Regions from separate parts of the Homo sapiens genome. Here region 1 is linked to region 2. Evidence: read pairs that join two places in POLR2A ChIA-PET (ENCODE). Cell type or tissue: CD4-positive, alpha-beta T cell. All regions are shown on one strand. Links, peaks and the distances in the headings refer to the core of each region. The heading gives the core; the rest is flanking DNA.

Evidence for each region. Peaks named below come from ENCODE experiments on the same cell type or tissue, not always from the same donor. Only the 100,000 strongest peaks of a DNase experiment are listed, where the experiment ranks them.
Region 1: POLR2A ChIA-PET joins it to region 2 with 13 read pairs; 6 of 35 experiments call an interaction of 5 or more read pairs at or near these places.

The regions. Positions count from the first base shown.
Region 1 is chr4:36,343,886-36,353,678 of GRCh38, reverse strand. DTHD1 (death domain containing 1) reads right to left here. Exons shown (of 10, transcript NM_001170700.3): 10 at 6,168-9,793. Among named protein-coding and RNA genes, the nearest start is that of DTHD1, 67 kb to the right of the region's middle. RefSeq lists an enhancer at 4,971-5,120. In CD4-positive, alpha-beta T cell, for the core only: CTCF peaks have their summits at 2,187 and 2,390; DNase peaks (open chromatin) are centred at 2,388 and 4,868.
Region 2 is chr4:36,394,554-36,404,346 of GRCh38, reverse strand. No RefSeq gene overlaps it. Among named protein-coding and RNA genes, the nearest start is that of MIR1255B1, 27 kb to the left of the region's middle. RefSeq lists an enhancer at 9,001-9,793. In CD4-positive, alpha-beta T cell, for the core only: CTCF peaks have their summits at 4,207 and 4,409 (motif pointing right); a DNase peak (open chromatin) is centred at 4,376.

The DNA.
Region 1 (9,793 bases), core at 1,125-9,124, 51 kb after region 2:
TATATCCTTACTGTTTCTATAGTTGGAGTCTAGCACATTCTAGCTAGTCCTTTGATCAGGGTCCATCTCAGAAGGGTGAACTCAAGGTGCAGATGGCTGTGTCCCCATCTGGAGCTGTGGCTAGGGAAAGATACACATCCAAGCTCCATCAGGTTGTTGTCAAAATTCATTTCCTTGTTATTGTAGGACTGATGTCCCTATGGTATTGCTAGCTGTCAGTGAGGATTTCTCTCTTCTTCTTGAGGCTATCTTTGGGAGGGGTGGAGTGGTTGACACCTGTAAACCCAGCACTTTGGGAGGTCGAGGTGGGAGCGTTACTTGAGGCCAGGAGTTCAAGACCAGACTGAGCAAAAGCAACATAGAAAGAGTCCATCACTACAAAAAATTTTTTTGAATTAAGAAAAAAATAGAGGCTACACTTGGAGCTTCACCAGGTGGCCCCTTCTACTTCAGGAATGGAGAACCTTCTTCAACTGGAATTTCATTCATGCTGCTTTTGACTTCCCCTGCTGAGACCAGTCAAAAAAGGGCTCAGGTGACTAGGTCAGGCCCAGCTGAATACTTTCCTAATTCCATATAACATTACCAAATCCTATGAGTTAAATCCATTTCAATTCATAATGTGGGGAATTATTGAGTGTATATGACAAGAGGATGGTAAATCTGAGAGAGTCATCCTACAATTCTGTATGCTATAGAATTCCATGCAATGGAGAAGACATGGACTTTGAAATCAGAAAGGGAGGGGTTAAAAACCTAACTTTGCCACCTGATTTATTTATAATAGGTGCTTAAGAAATATTTGTTGATTGAATTATGAGTGAAAAAGTGAACAAATGAACAAGGAATATGTAAATGAATGAACTTAACATTTCAAAGCCTGTTTCATCATTGAGAAAGAAAAATAATAGCGCTGAACTGAAGGATGCTTATGAGAATAAAGTGAGATTATACACAAAAAGATCTTGGCACATAGTTAATATTCAATAAATTGGCACCTAGTATTAATCTTTCTACAGTGGCATAAAAGTGGCTTACCACTTTTATAAGGACTTCTAATGTCTCTGGTTTGCTGCAGCAGTCTGCTGCTAACACCAGCAATAATTTCAATCTTTGCATTTTCCTTCTCTTTCCCTTGCTTGTAGGGCTACTGGTTCTGCTACTTCTTTGATCAACATTGAAGTCAGATATCTTTAATAGCCATACAGTGTTTTCTTCCTTATGCTTAGTAAATTAGTTGTATCGGTCAGGATAATAGGGGTTTACAACAATAAAAAAAATGCATTTTTACATATTTGCATGCTGCTTATCACAAGTAGGCTATGGATCTCTCCCATGCTTCAGGACCTAGGCCAATGAAACACCCCTCCCTAAACCACTGATCCTCTCAAGGCAGAGAGGAAAGGAACATGGTGGAACCACCCCATGGCTCTTAAAGCTTCTGCTTAAATATGGCATTCATATTTCATGGGTACTCTAAATCATATCACCAAGCATAACATCCATGGGGCAGAATGCATAATTCCCCCACAGAAGAGCAGCAAATATTTTAATACAATCAGTCTCATTTTAGTGCTCATCTTTATATAGTTAATGGTTTTCAATTATGCTGCTCATTTTTGCTTTATGTTCAGGGGCTGTTTTACTGACACCACATTGTTGGTTTATGTGCTTAGAGATGTAATGTGGAAGGAGTCATAATATTCAGCTTTGTTTAGAATTTATCTCACAAAATACATTACTTTAAAATTATAACTAAAAATATTCTGGAAAATATCACCCAATTATTTGTTTAAAAATCATCCTAATTTAGATATTCACTTTTAATGTATGCTAGCCACTTTTTGTAAACCAACAAACCACAGAAGCACCCTTGTTCAGAACATTTCAAAATCAAGAAGGTAATTCTTTAGAATGTCAGTCAGTAGCATTTATTGGAGAGTGAATTTAATCAAAAGTACATTTATTTCATAGTACTATCCATAGTTTATATTTTCAGTTTCCATTTCCCAGTAATTCAGAGAAATTACAGTCAGTTCTAATGATCAATAATATATGTCATCATTACAGTTGCTTTGATTAAGGAAACAGAAGATACACTGTAATGTAAAGACCTCTATAATGCACCAGTTCTTGTAGATAGTACTTTGTTTCTTCACAGTGAATGGAAATTAGACATTTCAGAACATTAGAACACTACATTAGCCACAAAATAATGTACTATTGCATTGACAGTATATTGGCCATAGGTGAAATTATTCCCTCTAATTCTACAATAACTTCATAATTAAAAAAAAAAAAAAAGTATCCTGCAGAGCAGGTCTTTCACTACATAAAGGAATTTGTGAGGTCTTGAACATTTCCTTAATTTTATCTGTGACACAGAGGCCCCCTCGTGGTGGCATCTAGGCATTTGCAGTGACTATTTCTAAAGAAGAGTTTCAGGCTGACTGGCATAAACAGGGCCTTTCAGGTGGAGTGAGGCTTGGATCAGTTCAAATTTCTGAGGCTCTTGGCATATGTAAAAATTACCAAAAATAAGTCTAATAAAGATAGAATATATTGCGGTGTATTTTAAATTTTTTAGCATGTACAAATGCAGTGGAATATAATTTTATCCTTTAAATAGAGAGAAAAGGTCAAAAATATTAATTCAAAGTTTATAGATGGAGGTGACATGTATTCATAGAACCAGGTTTAAAGGTGCACACCGAGCAGCTTCCAGGGAAGTCAGTTAATCTTTGTGATAGTGGTGGGCTCTTCTCATTAACTACAATTTTAAATTTGAGTTCTGCTGTTGATGGGGGATTAAGCCAAGTGTTCCTCCTTCCCAACCAGTCCAATTCCGTGCCTCAGCTCCTCGGCTCCCCACTCCACCCTGCTTATTCTTGTGAACAGATAAATCATCTCAAATGAGGACTCTAAGAGGAAAAAATGGATATTCAGCATAGGACAGAGCTTGCACTGTTTCCTTTTTTTCCCTCCTATGTTACCCTTGGTTCAGTAGTAATCATGAAAAGTAAAAATAAAAATTGAGAAAGTGTTTTGGACAAGAAGTGGAATATGATAGGCAATGTCTTTAATCTTCCATGGTGAGAGTGTGACTTGAGGTCTTCATTAACCTTACAGAATACTCAGGTACATAGCCAAAGATTTTGAGTTAGAAGGTTGTTTTGGTCCTGTGAAACTGAATTTGAATATCCACTCCAGGGTATCCTGTATCCTGGGTCAGTTTGGCATATATCACCTTGCCTACAAATTAGAATCAACTGGGGAACTTTGTAATTCTGATTCCCAGAACACGCCTCTGACTAATTCAATCAGAATTTCTCAGAAAGGCTCCAGGAATCTCCTACAAATTCTAATACGCTGCTGATTTGAGAAACACTGGGCTGGAAAACAGAAAGGTCACAGGAGTGTCCCCATCAGGCTAAGACAACCAGGGACACACCTGAAATTCCACAAAGTTAGATTTCTTAATTCATTGCCATGAAGGGCTTGCACACAGAGGAACTGTGAGTGCCTCGGTAAACAAAAGCAAAGATGGAGTTATTTGAGTACACAGGAGGAGGGTGGACGCTAGTGTTTTGATAGGCTGAAAGCAAAGCAGAGCTGTGTATAAAGGGGTCAACATCAGGTCTGCAATGCAAAGTGGACCCAGAGTTTTCCTTCCTTGGCAAACAGGAATGTTGAGATAGATATGCAGTGTTGTATCCAGAAACCCTTTATCTGAAGCTCTGCAACTGGGTAGAAATCAAGAATGCTTTTCTGTGTCAAAATGACTTAGATCTTCCCGGCAAGAAAAGAATACGTCTTTCTCACAGATATGATTTCAGGCAGTAAGGTTTCTGATAATCCATGATTTGGGAGAACAAAAATGTCTCAGTGTATAAGAAAGCAGCAGTCACTCAAAGAAGGGGACATATTATAGCTGCAATATGTGCTTGGAGGAAACACTGATTCCTGTTAACTTTGCAGGTGGCTTCATCAGTGTCTGTTATTCCAGCTTGATGAATGGTGGGCCAGATTTTTACAGTCTGAGCTAATTTTTTTACCTTCTCAGACATGGCAACTATCCCCACAAAGTTGCTTCCAATAAGAAATATAGGGCACAAAAAGAGGATCCCAATAACATGTCAGTGTGTAGATGTTATTCATGAATTAATTCAGTGAAGATGTATTGAGTGCCTACTATGTGCTGGGTTCTGTGCAGGGAACTGAAAATTCACTGATGAACACTACTCAATCCTCAGCTCTCAAGAAACTTACAAACTGGTTGGAGAAAAGCACAAATAAATAGGCAATTACAACAGTGTATAGAAATGTTATAGCTGGATTTAAAATAGAGTTCCACAGACAATTAATCCAGTCCGGGGTATTCAGAGACTGAAAAAATATTATCAGACATTATGGAAGAGAGAGAAATGGTGGGGAGTTGGGTGTAGGGAAAGGGGTAGAAAGGTGGAAGTAAAAGAAAAAGGACTTTGAAAATATAATCATCTGGCTTCTAATCCAGGTTCTACTGCTGTAACTCAGAAAGAGTTTTCTCGCTTGTAAAGTAAGGAAAACAAAACAGAAACATTCACTGAGTGCCAGACAGAGTTCTAAGTAATAGGAATATATCAATTAAAAAAAGAGACAAGCACCCTGGAAATTAAATCAGGTGTTTATTTGCAGAAAGTAAATAAAAATGATAACTAGTAAGTAAATTATTTACTATGTTAGGTAATCAATGTCGAGAGGTAGTGGGGAGAGAATGCTAGCAGAGGAGTCCTGGGAGAGGCGGAGGGAATTGAGGACTCGTTGTGACATCTGTCAAAATGTGTAGGCAGTACGGGGCATTCTGGTGAGGTTAGATCACAGAAGTCATGCTTAGTTAAGCTAAGAGGGAATCCCCTGGCCTGTGTCAGCCACAATTTTGACCTTACTCAATATTTCCCTGTTCTTCTGACTTCAGAAAGGCTGACTTTGTACCTTAGATAAACTTCTTATTCTATAGCACAGTTTTGGACTTCTCATTGAGAACATTTCTGAAAAAGCCATCAGACAGCAGTTGACATTTCTTGCAAATACTGGTAGCAGTTGAACAGTTTAGGCAAAGCCCTGGTTTGCTTATAATGTTCTAAATTTCCGTTAGATGTTCTTCCCCTTTCTTTCATGCCCTACTTCAACCAAAAGCTGATTAAAACATGGTCCTCAACACCCACTCTTTCACCCCTAACCCTCATAACCAGAACAATGTGTAAGATATTTGGCTTGTCACATTCACTAGGATGGAGAGGCATTTTGTTCATTTGGTGGACAAGGTCAGGGATGCTGAATGGTCTGCAATTTATGAGCCAGTGCATGTTAATTTTTTGAAAACGGATTTCTTTCACAATGCCAATAACATCTCATTAAGAAACACTGGATTAGAAAAACAAAACTTTATCCAAAAGATTTAGCTATTTTGAAAATTAGATTATAATGTGCTCAAAGCCTACCTACCTCATTTGTTAAGGTATTTCTATTTTAGTCTAAAATACTTCAGAAGGGTGAGGCATGGTAATGCCTGTAATCCCAGAACTCTGAGAGGCCAAGGAAGGTGGATTGCTTGAGCCGACGAGTTCGAGACTAGCCTGGGCAACATGGTGAAACTCCATCTCTATAAAAAATACAAAAATTAGCCAGGTGTAAAGGCCTGCACCTGTATTCCCAGCTATTTAGAAGGCTGAAGTGGGAGGATCACTTGAGCCTGGGAGGCCAAAGCTACAGTGAGCCGTGACATCATGCCACTGAGCTCCAGTCTGGGCAACAGAGTGAAACCCTGTGTGAAAAAAATTAATTAATTAATTAATTAATTAATAATAATAAAATACTTCAGAATATACAAGGAAATATGTATGTGTTCATTTAAGCTACATTTTAGTGATAGTCAATTGCTGTAATCAAGAATTTACACTCCAGATGCTGTAAGTATCTAATCAAGATGACTATGGACATAGGTTTTGGTAATTCAAATAATAAATGTTACAAGATTTTATTTATAAAATTTGATGCTTAATAATTAGCAAAATGGTGACTGTAATGGTTTTTTCAATAGTGAAATTGGTGTTATTAAAAATGTATAGATTCTAAATGGTAGTGCATTCTTGCGCTTCCATGATATGAAATAAACACATGAATAATGATGTTCAAAGTTTAATTGCTAAATGGTCCTGAATATAGAACACGGTTAAATGAACTATGGTAAACTATCACTTTGCTCTTAGGTATATATTGGGACTACAGTCTAATTGATATGAAAATTTTAATATATGCATATAATAGAATATTATACATTAATGAGAATGAACCATTGCCACACACAGCAAAATGGATGAATTTCAGCAACATAAAGTTGAATAAAAAGTCAAACATAAAAGAATATATACTGCAAAATTTCATTTTAACCAATTTCAGAAATTGATTATACTAAAATTAATTGTGCTATGGTTATGAAATAGGATATTATACAGTCATTAAAACATTCGAAGACATTAAAAACTCATAATTTAATAAGACAGTAATTTTAAAAACTGTATATATAATATATGACTCCCATTCTGGGAAATAAAATACATGTATACGTTGCTAGGAGCATAAGAAAGGTGTGCAGAGAGGTATCAATCAGGGTCTCAATGAGAAATATAGTGATATACTCAAATTAGAATAATAAAAGGAGGCTTTATTTTAAAAAGGGGAGAGCAGGATGTAGGGGAACTGCAAGGAATAACACAGTTACTCCAAACAACAAGAGAGCTATTACCACCCTTAGACTTGAAGAGACAAGAAGAAGACCAGTTACCAAAGCACAGGAGAGAGTTGGCTAGAGGTGGCCTTCTTGAGAGGAGCAGTGGTTGCAGGCCAGGGACACAGCCAGGCCAAGATGAGCACAGGGAGGAAAAGGGGAATGGTATAATTCACTCTCCTTCCTCCTGTCTGTCTTCTGCTGGGGCTTTGCATTAGCAAAAGCGAACAAGGCATCTCTGATGTGGTCCATACAGGTTGGCTCACCAGACAGAGAAATGGGTATGCAAAGGTATGGGTGTGTCTATCAATACTGAGGGTGTTCAGGGGCAGGTCTCAATCCAAGTGGCACAGATTACACATGGGATTGATTTCCTGGATTATCTTAAGAGAGGAGATGCTGCAGGGATGATCAATTGTTTTCTCTATGTACCTTTTTATTGCTTTACTGTAACAACAATATGTGCAGTATTTGTTTTAATTCTGGGGGAAAAATGTATCTGTGTTGTGAAGAGGTGTGTATATGTGGCTGTGAGTGAATGTATGTGAGTGTATGTGTGAGAGAGAGAAAGAAAGACGGGAGGGTTATGACAGGGAGTGTTTTAATGAGATTGTATATGTGCAGGTGAAGTGGTAACGGTAAAGTGAGATGTCGTGTGTGTGTGTGCATGTGTCTGTGGGGGAGGCATATTAATGAGTGTATGCGTATATGAAATGTGGAGGTGGGGTATATGTGAACGAGGACATTTGTGAGAGTGTACAAGTGGATCTGAAACTATATGTGTGTGAGGGGTGTGTGTGTGTGCACATGTATTTATGTATGTGAATAGGTGTGTTTCTGTGAGAGAGTTGGGAGCTGGGTGTGCAGGAGGGGTGTGTTTGTGACAGCATATGTGAGGTGCACAAGTGGACCCGAAACAGTGCTGATAAAGGGTAGGCCTGTGTGTTTGAGGGTGCATTTGTGAGAGGTGTGTGGCAGGGATGTGTGTGATGGGACATACATATTAGCATGTGTGCATGCAGGTGAACACATATGTGAGTGTCCTTAGATACATCTATACCGATAGAAATAGAAATATTTTCTTCCAGAAAAAAAGAAAAACTAGAAGAAATTATGCCAAAAATGTTAATAATAGTAATCTCTAATGACAGGATAAGAAGCAACTTTCATTTTCTTTACTTTTTTGTTCGATTGTAATCAGGAAAACAATGAACATTTTAGTCTGTTTTCTTTGCCCCAAGAATACATGAAAATACATATTGTACCTTTTTGGCAGCATGTAAAAAATCTTGACTAATAAAATATTCCTTTATGGGACTATGTTTGAAAATGGGAATCGCCTTTTTTGATATATACCTGAATAGATATCTAAATCCCTGGTTAATTTGTAGAAGGAAGTCTTGCGTTTAAATTTGAAAGAGATTAAAACATTTAATTTTGTAATATAACTCAATTAATTCCTAGGTATTCAATAACTGAAACTAATTGCTACCGATGTTTTCAAGCCAACGACCTAATGGTTTTTGCATTAATGAGTCAGTGAAACTAGTTCAATGTCCCATTTATATCCAACTGCTTCAGAGAGCTAAAGGGCGTTAGGCTTTCCAAAAACTCAAAGCTTATACTAGACATTAATAGCGATTATCAATAGAAAGAGGGGTTTAGATAAGTTTTAATTTTTTCTTTCATTTTAATGTTCTATTTACAGATGTTTTGTTTATTTTTAATGATGTATATCTAGGGCTTATGTAATAAGGCTTCTGTTAACTAATTTTAAAGCAGGTTTTCTTCCTAAGTAGAAGAAATAGGCCTTGAATTCTTTCACTGATAACTTATTTTCTCTGCACTGCCTCATTTCGCTAATAACAAAATATGGAATTTTCCCTCTTCCAAGTTATATTTTTATAAAGGAAAAGTCTGTGCCAGTAAATGGCTGAAGTGTTATTCTATTTTTAATTTATTTCGAGCTTAGAAAGGTTTTTTTAAAGTGAGTTACTACCACCGACATCAAGTCTTTCAGTCCAATTTATTTTGTATTGTTTACTGTAGGCTCTATGGTATCTATGTAACTTGAATTGGTTGCCTGAGTCAACCAAAAATAAAATTCTAAGTCTCCCAACTATCTGAACAAGCCCCTTCTCTCAGCCAAGGGCATTTCAAAGTTATCCTGAAAAACTAGTTTAGGCCATGCTGGGAAGGGGAGGTTGGACATGACTCCATAATACCCTCCTCTCTTTTGGAATTCAGGAAAAGCTGGCCAGCATAAATTTCAACAGACCTTAGGACTGATCAGAAATATTTACAATCTATTCCCTCTAAAGTCTGCTACCTGGAGGCTTCATCTGCATTATAAAACTTTGGTCTCCATAACTTCTTATCATAGCCCAGGCATTTCCTTCCTATTGATTCCAGGTCTTTAGATAATAACTGTTCAATCAATGCCAATCAAGAATCTTTAAATCTACCTGTGATCTGGAAGCCCCTGCTTTGAGTTGTCCTACCTTTCCAGATTGAGCCAATGTACACCTTACATGTATTGATTGATATATTATAACTCCCTAAAATGCATAAAAGCAAGCTCTACCCCGAACACCTTGGGCATATGTCATCAGGATCTTCTGAGGCTGTTACGGGCCTGTCCTTAACCTTGGCAAAATAATCTTTCTAAATTGATTGAGAACTGTCTCAGATATTTTTGGGCTCACACTTGAAGTCACAGAAAACTAGTTTAATTTTATGTAGATACCAATTAATAAGTAATTACATATATCAGATCTTTTCTTCACACTTAGCTTTTAAAATGTGAACAAGTCAAACTCAATTGCAAATGCTATTAAGTGAGGCCAAACTCAAGACAGTCATGGTTGCAAAACATAATCACTCAACCAGAGAGGAGCGCTCACACCCAGGAATGCTTTCTATTATCTGATCCGTGCTTCTCCCTTTGTCTCACATCATTAAATAGCACATCATTAAATAGACTGACTTCAAATAATATCATTCGGAAACTTCCAGGAAAATGTT
Region 2 (9,793 bases), core at 596-8,595:
GGTAACACACAAAGTATGTACTTCCATTTTCCTTTGAACAGAACTTGACATAATTCCACCAGGTCCACTATCTCAAATGGCAACAGCAGATATGTCTGAGCTGCAGCTGTCCCACTGAGAATGGCATATTCATGCCATATTCCTAGAGTTTCTAGTCCTTCCCAAGCCTATGTTCAGTGCTGCCCATGGGGATTTGATTTTATGACCTCTGAGTTCATGAATCACAGACATACAATCAATTAGCTAATTCATAATATGAAGCTATTAGGGCTATGCATAGCAACATATTAAAGTCTCAGAAGCATAATCATCAGATAAAAATAAAACTACCTGCAAATGAGTATATAATGATAGCATTTATGCAAATTTTAGAACGAAAAAAGCAATATTTTACTTTTAAAAAATATATAACTGTTGTATTGTTTGTAGATATAGGCATAAGTAATAAAAAATTTAAAAAGTGGAAAAAACACACACTAGTGGCAGGATCATAAATGTTTCCAGTTAGAGAGAAAGAGGATATAGAAGAGTGACCGCATTCTATTGCTATCTGTTTATTTTCTTTATCTATTCTATTCTGTTTATTTTATTTATGTATTCTATTGCTGTTTATTTTCTTTAAAAGATAGAGACAGAAAGGGAGAGAATCAAACAAATGCAATAAAATGCTATCATTTGATAAATCTATGAGAGAGTATTTTTCATTACATTTTCTGTAATGTTCTGTATATTTGAAATATTTAATAGTTACAATCAAAGTATATAGAGTTAGAATTCTAGAATAAATTCATTCTTCTTCATTAAAAAAAAAGTAAAATCCATTTCCAGTGGTGAGTAAACAAGTGTCAAGATCCCTTCTGTTTCCAAGCGGGTACTGTGCCATCACAGAGTCTGTCTGTGGTCTGTGTCCCTGTCATTTGTGACCCAAGCTAAGTTGTGCTGAAAGATGTATTTTTTTCCTATTCTAGAGTATTTTGTGAAGTTTTCATTTGGAAACTCAAATCAAAAGTGCATGCTCCAGAGAAGACATCAACTCATAAGCCTCATCTATTTTTAGCTTTTATCAACACCAGAATTTTGGTCGATTAACATAATGGATATTAGAAATGACTAGCTGTAGTGGGTTGTTCTGTTTCTGGAAGGAATAATGAGCTTGTGGATTTTAGGTTGCTGATGAACTAAGACGTTATGTGTTTTACTAAATAATAATGAATTACAACTTTTAGTTGTTAGTCTGGCATGTAAAGAACTTAGAGGTCACCACTCTGTCATAACAACAAGTAAAAAAGCTGAAAAATCTGAAAAATCATCCATTCTTCTTAAATCCATATGAGAAGTGAGGTCACAGGGAAAATCACTGTCCCCAAAATAAGACAGACAGAAAGGCAAATACAGAGACTCACAAGCTACTGGAGCAGAAACCTGAGTGGGAACCAGTACTAAAGTAGGAAAACTTAAAATGTAATTGACTAATGGGAAGCTAAGAATGGGCAAGACTGGGAGTAAATACTCCAGCAGGGTCCCATCGTAGGGGAAAGTATTAGGCCATTTTCACACTGCTGATAAAGACATACCCAAGACTGGGTAATTTACAAAAAAGAAGAGGTTTATTGGACTCACAGTTCCACGTGTCTGGAGAGGCCTCACAATCATGGCAGAAGGTGAAAGGCACATCTCACATGGTGGCAGACAAGGGAACAGAGCTTGTGCAGGGGAACTCCCCTTTTTTAAAACCATCAGATCTTGTGAAACTTATTCGCTATCATGAGAACAGCATGGGAAACACCTGCCCCTATGATTCAATTACCTCCCACTGGGTCTCGCCCACAACACGTGGGAATTCGAGATGAGATTTGGGTGAGGGCACAGCCAAACCATATCAGATACCCCCACACTTTTCTGGCTTTACCTACAGGAGATGAAGTAGATTCGCCCAGTAAACATTAGAGAGAAGTCTCCAGCTTCCAACGGGGAAAGGATTCTGTTTTTTACAAAGCCTGCCCCCTAGAGAAACTATTTTATCAGATCCTGATCTGAAGGGGTTTTATAGGAGCCTAACATACTTGGGAAAGGGAAAACCCCAACCCTAACCCTCTCTAGTTTTTCATATGGGGGATGAAAAACACTTGACTCCATCACCCTGTAGCCATCCCATACTGGTCGATAAAACTGAGAGACACCTGTGAAGTTCACAGTCTAGGGACACAAGCTCACTAAAAGACTGAGACATAATCACAGGACTCTAGAATACTAGCTAACCCCCAACACCTTACCGGCACATCACTAAAGGCCTATTTACTAGAGTTCCTTTTACCCACTACATCACAAGAAATTATAAGGCATACTCATAAAAAAGCATGAAATCATGTCCTTTGCAGCAACATGGATGCAGCTAGAGGCCATTATCCCAAGCAAATTACTGCAAGAATAGAAAACCAAATACCACCTGTTCCCTCTTATAAGTGAGAGCTAAACATTGAGTACACAGAGAACAATAAACATCAGGGACTACTTGAGTGTGGAGGGTAGGAGAAGAATGAGGGACAAAAAACTACCTACCAAGTGCTATGCTTACAACATGAGTGATAAAATCATTTGTATACCAAACCTCAGTGACACACAGCTTACCCATGTAACAAGCTTGCACATGTACCCTGCAAACCTAAAATAAAAAGGTGAAGAAAAGGAAAGTAAAAATGCCCTAATGCTAAAAAAAAAATAATAATTACAAGGCATACTAAAAGGCAAAAAACACAGTGTAGACAAGGAAGTCATCAGAACCACTCTCAGACATGGCTGCGATATTGGAATCATCACACTGGGAATTTAAAATGATAATGATTAATGTGCTAAGGTGTCTAATGGACAAAGTACACAACATGTAAGAAAAGATAGGTCAGGTAAACAAAGAGATGGAAATGCTAAGAAAGAATCAAAAGGAAATGCTAGAGATCAAGAACACTTTAACAGAAGGAAGAATTATTTGATGGGTTCATTAGGAGACTGGACGTGGCTGAGGAAAGAATCTCTGAGCATGAGAATGTGTTAATAGAAAATTATAAAACCAAAATGTGAAGAGAAAAATTACTGAATAAATGGAACAGAATATCGAATAACTATGAGGCAATGACAAAAGATGTAGCATATGTGTAATGAGAATGCTAGAAAGAAGAGTCATGAACAGAAGAAACATTTGAAGTAATAACAACTGATAATTTCCCTCAAATTAATGTCAGACACCAAACCACAGATCCAGGAAGCACAGAGAAAACCAAGCAGGATAAATATCCAATAATTTGCACCTAGCCTGAAAATAAAAGGTCAAGAAAAATCTTGAAATGAGTCAGAGGAAAAAAAAAACAACTTGCCTATAGAGGAGCAAGATAAAAATTACATCTGACATCTCAAAAATCATGCAACCAAGAAGAGAGTGGAGGGAAATATTTAAAGTGCTGAAAGAAAAGATACATCAACCTAGAATCCACTACCCTGCAAAGTTATCCTTGAAAGTCAAGGAGAAATGAAGTCTTTCTCAGACAAACAAAACTGAGGGAATTTGTTAACAGTAGATCAGTCTTACAAGAAGTTATTTAGAGAGAAAAAACGTGACACAGCTCAGGAACTCAGATCTGCATGAAAAACGGAAGAGGATTAAAGAAGGAATAAGGGAAGATAACAGAATTTTCAGTTTTCTTATTCTCAATTGATCTAACAGATAACAATTTGTTTAAAATAATAATAGCAACAATGTATTTGATGATTATAGCTTACGCATTAGTGAAATAAATGACATCAATGATACAAGGGATGGGAGGGAGGAATTAGGAATATTTTCTTATTATAAAATACTTGCACCACATACAAAGTAAAATAATTTTATTAGAAAATAATAATGAATTACTCTTACTGCTCTTGTTCAACCTCTTCCCTCTGCTCAGAATGTCCTCCCAGTCTCTGGTCTAAATGGAAAACATCTCCTCTTCCCTTAAAACCCTAAGAAACATTACCTCTTCTATAAAATTTTTCCTGGTCTTCCTTCCCAGCCATCTATTATGTGGAAATACTTTGATTTCTTTCTTTCCGTTGATTTTTCCACATTGTATGTAGATGTCTACATTAGTGCATATTTCTCTGTGTTGTATTTTTCTGTTAGGAATAAGGTTTACTTATTACTAATCTTTATACCCCAAGACTTTAGAAAACTGTAAAGTCACATATATATAGAAGTTATTATTGATATACTGCTAAGACTGCACTAGGGTTTCTTGAGTGTATCTCTTTGGGACAGCCCCCACTTATATTTTCCTATGAAATGCTAGACATAAAAGAGAAGCTCAAAGTCCAATTGCCTGAATTAAGAAAAGTACTGCGATGATGACTTTTGTCACCAGAGGGCATCACTGGCTCAGCAGCTGCTTCTCTAATGCTAAGACATTTTAAAACTTTGTATTTAAGGTTCCTTGACTAAGTCAAAAAAGTATTTATTGAACATATAGCTTGTGCCAAGAAATGTTCTAGGTCTTGGGAAATACAGCAATAAATAAAAGTGACAAGGTTTCTCTGTTTGATCTTGTTTACATTTCACTCAAAACTGATGGTTGGAAACAGCCTAAATTCTGTCAGTCTTAAGAATCTAAACTTGCCTAGATTTTGTTTCCAGTGTGGGAAACTGGGTTAGTTTTGAGTTCTCCTTTGGTCACTCAGTCAATAAATACTTACTGAAAGCCTACTATGTGCTATATTTGGATTGAGTATTCGATAGACATGACAAGGTGGCCTTAGCTTTCATGGAAGTTACAATATAGTAGAGAACACAAAAATTAATTTTAAAATGTCCATTTGTGGCCAGTGATAAAAACGTAAATAAATTACAAGGTGACTTGTACAAGAGGGTAAGCCAATTGTTTTTTAGAGTTTAGGGAAAGCTTTTTTGAGGAAAGAGAACGTAACTCCACCACCACCACCAAGACGAAGGATGAGCAGAAATAACTTGGGGAAGAATTTCTATGAGGATGTTCTAGAGAGAAGTAACTAGAAAGATTCTAATAAAATATGGCATGATGCCAGAATGAGGGAAGAACTGTCTAGTCACAAAGAGAGTTTGGCATAGCATAGTAGCTACATAGGAAGCTGTACTAACTTTTCTTTGTGATGATCTGGGATATGCCTGCTAATCTGGCGCTTTACCTAATGTCATCTCAGCCATACAACAGCCTCACGACACATGTAGAACCGTAAGAGTTTGGGACAAGACTGAGGGTGTCACTGAATGAAATATGGTAAATCTCATTGAGTTTAAATAGAAGACTAGCTTCTATAGTAACAAGATATGGAATAAACAGCCAATAAAATAAAAAATGTACAAAAAATTTACAACAAAAAATGCATTATAACACCAGATAATTCAAATTAGTTCCACTTTAAGTAAGAATAGTCATTAATCATCTCAAAGGTACTGGAAATTAAGGATAAGGCCCACAAGAAACCAAAGTACTCTCATGTATTTGAAGAATGAGACATGACATTTTAGGTATATTTAGCTAGCTTCAAGAATGAAAAAAATAAATTTGTTACATTTTTGCTTTTTTAAAAAAAAAAATACACCCAAGAGATCACCCTCTTCCAAACAGGGAAATCTCTGTTGTAAATAAAATACATTATTAAACTTGCATGTTTTTTTCTCATTGACTTCCTTGGAAAGTGATTTGAGAACTAGATGAAGTGAGAAGAAAAATTAAAAGGAAATATAAGAAGAAAGAATTTAAGAAAGCTAGATAAGAAAATAAAATAATGTCAAAACAGAGATAAGGAGAATACAACAGTTGTACATATAATTAACTAGTAGAATTATTAACCATCTATCGAAGAGCTAGTAAGTGCCAAATACTGGATTAAAACATGAAAAGAAAATAATTACAACAATTTTTAAAAGTAATAATATTGTCTTCTTGTCTCCAGAATATTCCAGATATCAGAAGGGCAAGAAACATAAAAATAATTGTGATGCAACATGATGAATTCTATAATCCAGGAAAGTATAATATAAGGTAGCTGTAAGGAGAGACTGAAATGAAGAGATACACTACTGTTACTTTTGTCTGTTTAGCATTTCTTTTCCTTTCTTTCTCTGGTGACCAAGCTAATATTTTCTGGGGCGAAACAATTTCATGTGGTTCTATGGAGCCAAAGACGAGACAAACAGGGCTTTTAAGAGGTCTTGTGACAGTAATTAGTTCAATGATGATCATGTTATCCAAGCCGCACTAATTTGCTTTTTTGTGAACTTTTCTTCAATTGCTATCTTAAAGACTATTTTTCCACAGAGGTTTTAAGTTCGAAAGATATGAGTATAGGGCTTGATGATGAGAGGGACAGGATGTGAAGGAGCTCCGGGATCTAGCCATGACTGAAATCTGCCATACTCCGTAACTTGCAAGAAATTTAGTGTGAAGTATTCTTACCCTACTTCCAAGTGAAAATAATTCTTACTTATACAGAATATATTACAATCTATTCTTGTTACATGCATTTAAAAAAATCTTGAATTTCAAACTTGAAAATGTTTTTAAAGATAATAAAGTCGTAATTTCTGCATTAATAGGCCATCGAATCCTGATATTTTGCATTGTTCATTAAGCAAATCTAAAATAGTTCAAAAATATAAAAAAGCAAAGCAAGTTTATGAGATATTAGATTACGAGACTTCTGGGATTACACAAAAAACACATGGCTTATGTCGGATTCTGAGGTCATGAATTTCTCATGCAGATAAAAATACATGTAGGAAATGAGGTGGATTAGTGAGTGAGTGCAGAGAAAGAGTCTAATTTAAAACTCATTATAAAATTTACCTACTAACAATGTAGGACGCTACACATGCAGTTATAAATATATCTTAACAGGCTACAAAATGAAACAGAATTTTTGAAGTGTTTAGCTCCAAGCATAAAGCTGCTGGAGTTGACAAGTTCATTTTTAATATTTGATTTGAAAATCTTGGGCACAGCAGTAACAACTTAAGATGCAAATTAAATTTTTCAGGAAACAGGAGAGACAGACATTTTAATTGCATTTCCCATGAATAAAATGTTATAAAGTCCCCCACTGGAAGGGAAGCAGCTTTGTTTCACAGTCTAAATTTCATTTTGGATGGTTTGGGAGGAAGTCTTAATTTTACTCTCTTTTTTCCTTATTTTCTTCTCCAGTTTGTATTAAGAATCCTCCTATACCCTGATGTCTTAGGATGTTGTCAGAAGAACTACCAGGACACAAGCTTTATTTTAAAAGGAGTTAGTTACAAATGAGACCAAGTGAATGGGCTACATGTGACCTAGGATTAGAAGTGAATGCCTTGGAAAGGCAGTTCCCTCCAGATCTACCTGCCCAGCTAACAATGATCTTGGGTTTGCATTTCAACACAATCTGCAATTTTTTTGCTTTCAGAGATATCAGTGAGCCTAAACTAAAAATTAAGTCCCTTGTTCCTTGACCAACCAAGAGTAACCTGCCTTTTCTCCAGATATACATGTAGCCTGTCACGGCTTCATGTTCAACTCTTAAGACAAACTATATGGTCTGAATGTTTGTCTCCCCTCAAAATGCATATGTTGAACTCCTAATCCCTAAGATGATGGTAATAGGAGGTAGAGCCTTTGGGAGGTGATTAAGTCATGAGGGTGGAGTCCACATGAATGAGATTATTGCCTTTATACAAAAGGGCCTTGAGAGGTCCTTTGCCCCTTCCAACATGTGAGGTTACAGTGAGAAAATGACCATCTAGGAACCAGAAAGTGTGCCCTCTCTAGACACTGAATCTGCTGGCACCTAGATCTTGGACTTTCCAGGCTCCAGAACTGTGAGAAATAAATTTCTGCTGTTTATAAGATATCTAGTCTATTTTATTATAGCAGCCTGAACAGATAAAAATGCTATTACTAACTCTATTAGTGCTATAATGACTTACTCTATTTTCTCCCTGATATATTCAGAGGCTCACTCATGGGAGACTGCCAATTGATGTTCAATACTTTCCCCGTAACACAGTAAACATAGAGATACATAAGGGCTTGCGAAGAAAAGAGCAGTAGAAGAAAAAAATGACCTTAGGAATTACATTTTCAAAGGCAATAAATTGTCATGTTCCTGTTATTGATTGACAGTGATCAGATTGCAGACTTCAGGACCCAAAGCAATATCAAGAGAGGAAGTTACAGGATCAGAGGTGAGAGCATGTGGCTTTAGCTCAGGACCTGAGACTGCTGTGTGACACTTGTGTAAAGTCAGTTCAAGCCCATGCTGAGCTGGTCATCACAGTGGCAGCTGGGATAAGAGACAGGTGAGGCTGAGAGGCTCTGGCATGGTGCATAAGAGGTGTCTAATACACAGGGATTGACAGAAAATTTAGTTCCAAATTTGGATACAACCACTGACCAGTGCAGAGAGTCTATACATGCATTTTGTGTATTAACTCCATTTCTTTTGGATATTTCCAAAACTTATTCAAATTTTTTTGTCTTGAAGCAAACAAGACTCTGCAATGTTAACCAAATGTATAACCAAAAAGAAAAGGTGCTATTGATCATACTGCACTATATAAAATATATAAAGGGAAGGCAAGATTCAATGTCACATATGATAGAGAAAATTTTACATTTTGACATGTTTGAGATAGTTGGAATCTTACCAATACAAATCTGGTATCAGGGGCTTCTTTTCCCTCTCATGATCAAAGACATTTAGTATATTGAAAATATCTTTCAGCTTTATTTTTATATCTATTTGATATAATTGTAACTCAATGATTACTTCACGATTTTTTAAATGTTAATAATGAAGTTTTTATTGTGTATTTATAACTGTATGTAGAGTATATATGTACATATCTATAATTTACGTATATAGATAACATATATATGCAGATGTATATGCATGTGTATGTTATGTTTATGTATGTTATCTATATACATAAATTATAGACATATACTATGTAATGCATATATGTGTTATTTACATACATAAGTTATAGATATATACAGATATATACATGCACAGAGAAAGAGAGGGAAAAAGAGCAAAAAAGTATCTAAACTTTATAATTTGCTACTCTGAGGAAATCATGAAGCTGATGGTTGTATCATTTATTCTAATTGGTCTAATGCATATCTTAACATATTATATTAAACAGAAAGTCAATTGCACTTCACTCATGACACTGTCCTCATTAACAATGATCCAAAGAAGAAATTATACTTCAATTTAGTTTACAGCTATTCTTGGGAAATGTAAACTATTATTCTGGAATTTTTGCATATTTAAATATTTATGATTGGTTTATACATATTTATACTTTAATAATTCTGTATATTAAAAGTGAATGAAAACTGCTCTCAATGTGTAGTGGAATTGAGTAAATAGATGACAGATGGTAGGTGCCAGGTATGACTGGCATCTATAAAAAAAGGGAAATTTGAACACAGACACAAACACAGTAAGAACACCATGTGAGCCTGAAGATAGAAATCGAGATGACACATCTACAAACACAAGAACTTCAAAGGTTGCCAGCAAACTACCGGAAGCTAAGAGGAAGACATGAAACAGATTCTCCTCACTGACCTCAGAAGGAACCAACCCTGCCAATGCTTGATCTTGGACTTCTAGCCTCCAGAACTATGAGACAATACATTGTTGTTTAAGCCACTCAGCTTGGAGTACTTTGTTATGTCAGCCCTAGCAAGCTAATACCGTGACTTGGTTACAAAGAGTGCAGAATGGAAAGAGAGAGAGAAAAAGA